2 separate regions of the Mus musculus genome follow, and region 2 is linked to region 1. The links are chromatin loops, found by intact Hi-C in ENCODE. Cell type or tissue: left cerebral cortex. All regions are shown on one strand.

What was found. Hi-C counts contacts between places; a loop is a spot of excess contacts. Peaks named below come from ENCODE experiments on the same cell type or tissue, not always from the same donor. Only the 100,000 strongest peaks of a DNase experiment are listed, where the experiment ranks them.
Region 2: it touches region 1 in a loop (1.9-fold over the local background); 1 of 42 quality-filtered maps calls a loop at or near these places.

What each region holds. Positions count from the first base shown.
Region 1 is chr10:42,415,803-42,420,802 of GRCm38, forward strand. The region is part of intron 5 of Afg1l (AFG1 like ATPase); the gene reads right to left. Among named protein-coding and RNA genes, the nearest start is that of Afg1l, 60 kb to the right of the region's middle. In left cerebral cortex, no CTCF peak of the experiment used is centred here; a DNase peak (open chromatin) is centred at 1,994; H3K27ac peaks cover 1,025 bases.
Region 2 is chr10:42,476,232-42,481,231 of GRCm38, forward strand. Afg1l (AFG1 like ATPase) reads right to left here and starts at 2,334. Exons shown (of 13, transcript NM_145743.2): 1 at 2,032-2,334. The coding sequence starts at 2,170. In left cerebral cortex, CTCF peaks have their summits at 1,026 and 2,330; DNase peaks (open chromatin) are centred at 1,496, 2,339 and 4,437; H3K4me3 peaks cover 1,590 bases; H3K27ac peaks cover 1,908 bases.

The DNA of each region.
Region 1 (5,000 bases):
AGATAATTAAAAGCATGAAAGGCCATCGAACAGTCTTTTAAACTCACACATCCTGTGCTACAAGTCAATCATTCCACCCAGATTATCAAGTGGTTCTATGCTAACTTCTTCATCAAGCACACGTAGGAAACATAGGAAAGTATCCGGAGCATTTAGGAAATCCAATTAATTAGAGCATGAGCAACTCTCTCCTAATCCTACCACCCCCTTCCAACACACACACACACACACACACACACACACACACACACACACACAGAGGCAAGGGAGTAAGAATAACAACGTTAAAATATACAGGATATTTGCAATTCCTAATACCTTTCTGGCAAAGGTCCCTGGAAAGGTGACTTTTAATGGTCATGGGACTTCAGAAATAAGGACAAGTAGCCAGTGAGACATAATCAGCTGCTGTTGAAAATAGAATGATATGACATAGATACTATTGTGCAATTGTTGCACAAAACAATTCAACAGATGGCCCATCACAGAAATAAGCAATTTCATTGTTCTTTTTAAGTGCCTTCTATTACTGTCCATGAATAATCCAAAGGCACTGCAGTCACTTCCAGCATGCCAGCCTCTGCTAACCTTCCAAACACAAATATTCCTGCTAAAGAAAAAAAGAAAAAAAAATAGAAATAAATCCATCCCTAACCAGGATGCTTGGTACAGTGCTTTAAAACAGCCTCTGGCAAAACAAGGAACGCATCATGCAGATTAAACAAGGCATAAAAGAGGGCAGGCGAAACTACGTGAGACAACAGAAACACAGCTACTCGTCTCCTCTAAAATTATTTCTTCTTCAAATCCATAATCAAAAAGTCCACTTATCGGCCACTTTTAAAAGAGGCTGTCACAGTTCACAAAGAAATCAGCAATCAGGGGGCAAACTCTACACACAGCCTAACGCTGGATGAAGACAGGCTGACCGCTGCGGCTGCTGAATGGTCCTTAGATACTCGGGAGAGCAGTACTTGGACTTTCTTTACCAGCACATCTCAAGAACCCGCTCGTTACACTTGCCTCACGTGTACTACTTACTAACGCCTCGCCTTTTTAAATTACTCCCTGGTACAGGATACAGAAACACATGGGAATCTCCCTATTTGATCAGGAAACGACAGGTTACCAACTGACCCCATGTAACACAGCCCCTCAAACCTGAGCTGCACAAGCCTAGCCTGCTTCTCTCTTCCTGCCCAGGACCTTCCTGATGGTGAAGATTTTTCCACCTACCTGAACCAAAGGAAACCTGGAGGGACAGTGAGACAGCAGGGGTTCTTTTTGTCTCAAGCAATGACTTTAAAACATATAACCTAAGAGAAACTGCTGGAAATGCCTTCCTGGAACTTCAAGTGCTCTCTGAAGAAGAAAGAGACTAAGGGGCTCAGTGGGAGCTCAGGATCACGGACAAATTTTGCTCTCACAAAAACATTCATAGAGAAGGTCCTTTTCAAATGCTTAAACACCAGTGGCATTTCTGATGAGGGGACAGAACGAGCTTGCAAAATTCAGCAGGAACTGAATGAACTTTTAAATTCCGTTTTGAAGCCAGGTCTAGCTTTCTCCATACATTTAGTTTACAGTGAAAATCAATGAAATGTGACTCAATATTGGAAAACAAAGGCCGTCCTTTGACGACGTCCACAGTGCTTTTTGGAACAAAAAAAGGAAAAACAGCTTTTGTGCCCCGAGGTTCAGAGCAGAATATTCGGCTGGTTACACGTTACAAAAGCTTAAACCAGAAATGGATGAAACAGACAGACAGTCAGGGTTTGTGGTCGAGTTCCACTTAGCTGTTTTTACATTATAGGGTGTTATTGTGCTAGCTGAGAAAATTAACTTGGAGGCGCTATGACTAATTAATAAAGCAGGAGTCACCCAGTGCAGCTGGATGCCAGTGTAGACTCTTTGATCCTGGCCCTGCACTTGTCCCGCCTTGCTGGGGAACAGTAATTTTACAGTGTAAGTGAACAGAAGACAATTGGCCCCACATTCTTGGAGAGCTGGGGTGTTCAGCGCCCAGCATTTCATTACCATCCGGAACAAAAGACAAGGCTACAGATTACCAATAAGGGTAGTCTGCGAGCAGAGAGTGGGGACATTGCATTACAGAGAAGAGATCTTCATGACCTAGAGTTGCCTTCCATCCTGACGCACTTAAAAAAAAAAAAAAGTAACTCATTTCCATGTGTAAGTGCTTGCGTCTCAGTCACCCACTGATTGGTACCACGCCACGGAGTGACTGACAAACATAAGCATGCATTATCAGTAATTAGTATTAGCACAAAAACAAGCACCTACTTTTTATTAGCAGTTTTTAATGCACTCCTGCTTTGTAAAAAAAAAATGGCTAACAGCATCTGTTGAAGGATATTGATACTTTACGGAGAATTTACACAGAGGTCTGCTCATCAAAATGCTTTTTAAAAAATACTACATTAGGAAGGCATGTCTTCCCTCAGGAATCTGAAGTCCTCAGAATCATAAGCAGTTTAGCGTATTCAAAGACTAAGTAAGTGGTTTAACAGGTAACATATTCAAAGACAATACAATAAATATTTGAAAGAAAATCTTAAGAACAGGGTATTCTTTTATTTCAGCATCTAAAACACACTTAAGGAAAAGAAAAAAATAAAGCCTATGCAGACACATCCCTCAGCCAAGCTAAGCAGCATGTCTGCATGTCACACTTGGTAAGGATGACGACGAGAGAATTTGCACTGCAAAATCTGAGCTAAATCCTGCTGAGACAGCACCTTAAACCCTCCTTAAATTCAGGAGCACAGGTAGACGGGCCCTTGCTTCTAAGCAGCAATAATTTCCATTTATCTCCTTATAAAATAGGCACCACATTCATTCCCTCCACCCCAAAGGCCAATCACAAGGACCGAAACCAGCAACACTAATGAATGACAGGGTTCAGTTTTAAGAGGGAAGTAGCAGCTGCAGATACACTGGCACTAAGAATAAAGCTCCAAAAAATTCTCTCTTAATAAATCCAGCAAGTGTCATACTAGGTTTAAGGCTGACTAAATTAAAACATCGACCAAAACCACGCCTTACGAGATATTTAAACACATGATACAAGACTTTGTATACTAAGGAAAATACATAACTTAGCTGCTCCAAGTCGGGGCAAGGATGCTGGATTTAAGCTGCATTACCTCTATGCCCATCAATTTGTCACATCACCTCTCTGGCCATTTCCTCATCGATATAATGAAAGCAGCAACAATACTTAGTTGTAAAGCTTTAGTAAGACATATGTTAAAGTCTCAAGAAACATTAGCTAGGGTTAATATATATATATATATATGTTATATACACTCCATAGTAGTAACACATTGCTATATAGACTCTTGATTGTAAACGGAAGGATAGATATCACGTACAATACATAGGCATTAGGATTGGCAGTTAAGAGTAATTCTTGTTAATCTAGAGGACCCCAGCTCAGTTCCCAGAACCCAGGCAAGGAAGCTCATAGCTGCCTATAACTCCAGCTCCAGGGGATCCATGATTCCTTCTTACAGTCAACCAATTTATGTGCATACATGTATACAATTAAAACTAAAATAAAGCTTTTGTTTAGAAGGAGGAGAAGGAGGAGGAGGAGAAAAAGAAGAAGGGGAAGAGGAAGAAGAAGGAGAAGAAGGAGAAGAAGAGGAGGAGGAGGAGGAGGAGGAGGAGGAAGAAGATGATGATGATCATAGAGGCCAGACAGGATGGAGCATACTTTGAATCCCTGCATTCAGGAGGCAGAGGCAAATAGATCTGTGTGAGTTTGAAGCCAGCCTGGTCTACAAAACAAGTTCCAGAAGAGTCAGAGCTACATAGAGAGGCCTTGTCACAACAAAACAAAAACAAACAACAAAAACACATAAGCACATAGAAAACACCCAGTAAACATCACCCAACAGTACCCAACAGTATGGGACATACATAAGGAGCTGAGACGCAGCCTGTGGCGGAGTTGTCTAGCATGCAAGAGGCCTTACTGACCATCTCTAGCACCCCTAAAAACAACAACAAAAAGATAAAGACTATATATGACAGATTGAATGTAACATCCCAATAAATAAATAAGCAATACCTCAAACATTTCATAAAAGACTAATTTAACTAGTAAGTAAACAATTGAGAAAATTTATATTGATGCACAAATAATATAAATCAATAAGATACCATTTGCATCTATTAACAATTAAAAATTATCAGAAAATTCAAGACATTGACAGGAGAAAATGTGGGCTGAAGTTTAAGTTTTGGGGATCAACAATACTGATTTTGCTTGAGAGGTGCTAGACACAAAGGTAGTAATGTTTATTAGGGACTGCTGTAAGCAAAGCTTACTGGGCCATTCTGGTGGGGTTCTGGAAGACCAGGACGACAAAACATGGACAGTAAGGACTGTTCATGAGGTTTAGGCAAAAAGGACCCCATGTGGGAAATGAGCTAGAGGCTGTTTGTGTTAGAGTCTGGCAAGAATGCAATATGATCTGCTCATGTCCTGAAATGTTCATATTGAAGTGAGGCTGACTTCAAAGCCAGTGGGCGTTTAATTTGTTGTAGGGAAAAAAGTTAACCCAGCCTAGCATTCAACTGTGGCACGGTTATTGTTTGATGCCGGGTTTATAGTGAGAAATCAGCAAAAAAAAAAAAAAACAGAGGCAGATGTAAGAGATAAAAGCTAGGTTCAACTAGGCAAAGAAAAGAATGTGAGCGCATTTAAAGCCGTGGACGAGGGGCTGGATTGACGCTCAACGAAGAGCAGTTGCTGCTCTTGCAGAGACCAGGTTTAGTTCCTACCATCCATGCGGCAGCTTACAACCATCCATAACTGCAGTTCCAGGAAACCTGGTACCCTCTGCAAGCACCAGGCACACATGCAGTGGACTTAAATGCATGCAGGCAAACACTCATTCACTTAAAATAAAAATAAATCTTTTTTAAAAAAACAGCAGGGGAGGCTGAAGGGATAGCTCAATGGTTGAGCA
Region 2 (5,000 bases), 60 kb after region 1:
CTGGCAAGTGAGCCCCAGGCCAGCTCCAGCCAAGACCCTCTTTCAAACCAAACCAACCAACCAACCAAACAAACAAACAAAAAAAGTGTGTATCTACATGCTACATGTGTCTGCATGTGAGTGTGTACATTGTTTTAAGAAAAAAGAAAAGGGCTCATCACATATTAGCTATCAAACTTGAGTACTGTAATCCTGCCTCCCTCCGAGGGCTGGGCCCAACTCATTCATATAACTCCTTACATTTAGTTTAAGACTTCATATGAATTAACAATGTTGTCACGTTTCTACCTACACACCACTGGCTAATATGATTTCTTGGTTGTTGTTAGACCTGAACTCACTATGTAGCACAAGCCAGTCTCAAATCTGCTGTGATAGTCTAGCCTCAGGATCAGCACCTGAGCCCTGGAACAGAGGGCCCCTTTGCTGTCTGAGAAAAGGCTTTCCCTTAACTATTAAGAGGGTTAAAACTGGCCTGGTGGTGGCACACGCCTTTAATCTCAGCACTCGGGAGGCAGAGGCAGGAGGATTTCTGAGTTCGAGGCCAGCCTGGTCTACAAAGTGAGTTCCAGGACAGCCAGGGCTATACAGAGAAACCCTGTCTCAAAAAACTAAAAAAAAAGAAAAGAAAAAAAAGAACTGAACCTATAGCTCTGTGGCAGAAGGGTGGCCTAGTGCACAGGAGACCTTGGGTTCAAAGCACAGTACTGCTGAAAATCAAGCCAAATCCTGCCCTTCCTGTCCTCATGGTCTCTCCCAAGGCTTCCTTCCTGCCTTTGTTTAAGCCAGCTTTGTAAATGAAACTTCAAACAAGAGGGGAAAAAGAAATAACCCTCCTGGGGTTATTTCTTGATGGCGGGTGTGGGGGGGGGGAGTAAAGAAAGGGGCAGAAACTGTAATCCAGACTCAATTAATGAGATTTATACTTCAGCATTTCTCTTGTTTATAAAATAGAAAGGAATATTTTTTACTTTACTTATTTTGTGTGTGTGTGTGTGTGTGTGTGTGTGCGCGTGCGCGCGCGCAAGAGAGGACAAGTGGTGGGTGTTGGTACTTCCCCTCTGCCATATGGGTCCTAGGGATTGAACTCAGGCTTGATAGCAAGGCCCTTTGCTAAGTGGGCCATGTAAAGCTCACAGTCTGGTATTTATTTCAATGACTGAGGGGGGAAAAAAACCTATCTTGAGACGATGAGAATCGGCATTTGCATATATATACTCTGTTAAATTATATCCGATTTTGAAGGTATATAAAGAAGCTCTTGGAGATGAGGAAAGGTGACTGAGGAAGACCATGAGAATAACGTCGTTCATTTGAAAATATCTGCTCATCAGACACCAATCACCATCCTACGTGCCAAGGAAATAAGGACACAGGGTTTGCTGTCTTTTGAGAAACCAGTCCAGTGAAGAGAGGTAAAATTAGCACTTCTGGGAAAGAGCAGCAGGAGGTTCTCAAGTTCGTGGCCAGCCTGTACCACACAGTGAGACCACGTGATTGTAATTTGGCTAACCACTCATTCACAGACACATGACAGTAGAACGAAAGAATCGAAGGTCAGGGGCAAAACAGATAAATGACAGACAAACAGACAAAGTGATGCCCTAGGAATTTAAGACTGCATCGAGAAAATGGGCGGGGAGGGGGCATAGGGTCCCTGACTGACATGACCATTAAGTCCATCACCAGCCTTAAGAGCCCAGATGGGTTGGGGTGAAAGGCTCCCCACACACCAACCCCATCTTGCTTACCCCCATCCCTCCAAGCCGGGCTCTTGCACACCTGCCCTCTCCAGGCCTGGGTTACCTGGGGAAGAACTGGGTTGGCCTCTGACCCTCAAATGGAAGTTACTCTGGGCAGCTGCCTGAGGCGCTCAGCGCTCTTTGGGGCAACGAGATGCAAAAGGTCAATAGACACGAACTCGTCTCTAGGATCCTTACAACTTGTGAAGCCACGGGTGCAGCTGGGAGGGATCAGACAGTGGGGTGACCCCAGGGCCTTGCGCGGCCCGCTCGTGACACGGTCACTGACCTTTCCACAGGGGTTTCCCAGGGCCAGGGGCCGGAGGAGGGATTGCGACGACCCGCGCCCCGCACCCAACACCTCTCCCAGTCAGCCGGCTGCGCGCGGCGGAGCGCAGAGTAACCAAGGGCGACCAGGAGGCCGCCATCTTGAGCTCCGTACAGGGAGGAAAACTTTATTGTAACCCAGAAGACGCGACGGAGCAGCCGGGTGCTGTGGCGCTCCAGGAGGCCACGCCTGAAAATGAGAGAGCGTTAAAGAGAGATGACCTCAAGCTTAGAAAGGCTGCAACGCCTGCCCTTCACGCCTTCCGGTGGGCCTTGGGACTACAAGTCCCGAGAGGCCTCGCGCCTTGAGGGGGCGTGTCCTGACAGTCGCGGGTGCGCCCCACCCCGCTGAGAGGCGGCTAGAACCAACTCTCCACCCCGCCCCCACTGAAACCCTAGTTCTCCAGGCCTGAGAAACCAATTGTAGCTTGTAGTAATAATCGTGAACCTTCTAAGACCGCATAATATGAAGGTGACCAAGAGGTATATATTATACCTCGTCCAATCTGCTATAATATAGCCTCAATTTACTTTTCTTTCGGTGTCCAACGTGTCTCTGAAGGGTACCTGAAATGTGTTTCTGCCACTTTCTGTTTGAGCTGTTGAGTAATAGAAATTATCTTCTATATAGCACATGTTTTCATGCTTTGAAGAAGCTTATAAGTGGGACAGGAAAGCCAAAGGGCCCAGACTGACAGCTGGTGGATGTGGCAGTCATGGGATGGTGTGACCACTTGAATTTGCGACTGCCCTCATTTGAGGCTGGCGACCCTTTGGCTAGATGAACGCTGCAGCTAAAGACAATAGTGGGATCAAGGAGAGAGCACTGTTGTGGAGGAGTACGGAGATTATATTTTTGTCTAGGTGTGTGTGTCCTATATTGAAAGCGATTCTTCTGGAGGCCAGAAGTGGGCATTGATCCCCCCAGAGCTGGCTGAGATTAAAGGCAGCTGTGGGCCACTCAACGTGGGTGCTACGAACCAAACCCTTGTCGGCTGCATAAGTTACACATTATTTAAACAGTTGAGCCACTTCTCTAGTCCATACAAGATTAACTTTTAACAAAAGACAAAGACCTTCCCAGGGGTTGTCGGGTGGTGTTCAGCTGATAGAGTGTTTGCCTAGTTAGCAGGAAGCCCAAGATTCACCAGTCTGGGAAGAAAAAGCACAAACAGCAATCCTAGCATTTGGGAAATGTAGACAGCAGGGTTAGAAGTCCAACTACATAGTTACATCCTTAAAAATAAATAAAACAACAACAACAACAACAAAAAAGTAAACCCTTCAACCGTGGATCATATCTAAAAGACCTGAACATTTAGCTGGGAATTATGGAAAACAAGAAAGTCTAGCATTCCTAGGAAGGAGGAAACAAAGTTTCAATTGTGTGACCAAAAAAGAGAACACTAAGAAGAATTCCAGGAAACCAAATTGTGGTCACCAGAAGAGGAATTCTGAAGAAACAGGAAATGGAAGGTGTAGTATGGCAGAGTAACTTCAAGCCTTTTCTCTGCTAATATGTCAAAGTATGTACCCACCCCGATGGGACTGAAGATAGTCTAAAGAGACACTTGTGTCTTCTTTCCCTTTGGCTATTGCACTACTGAAACAATGGCCCTAAGAAATCAAACTGCTCCCAAGAATCCCACGCTGGGACAAGGAAAAGGTTGAAGCCTGGTGCCAACCAGAAAAGGGAGAAGCTGGGCTCCCGGAAGTGACGTCACACGGTTCAGACAGTGCAGAACCAGCTTGTAGGACACACTGGAGCTGGGCAATGGTGGGCCAGTGATGCACAGGTCACACCTGACCTGGACGGCTGAGTTGTTGTACCTCTTTCCTACGACTTAAACCCAAGCTTCCAGTCAGGATCTCAAAGATGGATTTGGATCTCTCTCTCTCTCTCTCTCTCTCTCTCTCTCTCTCTCTCTCTCCCCCCTCCCTCCCTCCCTCCCTTCTTCCCTCTCCAAGCTCTGACCAGAACAACCGTATCTGCTGATGTACACATCCAGTCTTGGAACTCTAGCTCCATAGACCAGGCTGGCCTTGAACTCAAAGAGATCTGCCTACCTCTGCCTCCTGAGTGCTAGGATAGAAAAAGTGTGCCGCCCCGCTCGCTGCCTGGCTGAAGCAACCTGTTTTTAAATTTTTTTTAGGTTTATGAGTGTTTTGCCAGCATACATAGCTATGTATCACATGTGTGCCTAGTACCTAAGGAGACTGGAAGAAGGCACCAAATCTCCTGGAACTGAAGATGGATGGTTGCGAGCCTCTGCATGTGTATTGGGAGTTGAACCCAGGTCCTCTTGACAGAGCAGTCCATGTGCTCTTAACTGTTCCGCTGTCTCTCCTGCTCACAAGCTGGTTTTTTTAAAAAGGTCTTCCACTACCCAGAACTGAAATAAATAAATAAGTCTCACACAGCACTCCCAATTTTATATTCTCGTCTTATATAAAATTATAATTTCACACAACACTGCCAATTTTATGTTCTCCACAACACTCAACACCATATGGTACCTACTGTATAGTCTACACACTACAGAGCCTGAACTGAAGGTGCTGTGCACAGTAGGTAAACAGTGACACTTCAGCCTCAGACCACAACACTGTGCGTTGCTAGGTGATTAGTTTATTATCTGCTCTTCCAAGAACTGAGGCTCCCTGTGCTTGGTATGCTCACAGCTGTGTCCCCAGACCTGGAATCACGTCTAGCTTATAAGGATTTTTTTTTTAAACTGAAAGAGTAATTTCAGTAAAAATACAAAGTGTACTGTTTAAAGGACCTGAGGGGTTGTTACGGAAAACTGGAAAGTGTTGCAGAGTCACCCATGATTCTTAATGCCACTGCTGGGAAGGGGACATGGAGGGAGCCCAGCATCCACACTGGAGAATGTGGGGTGTGTGGTCCCTTTCTACCACCCACCCCCCCCC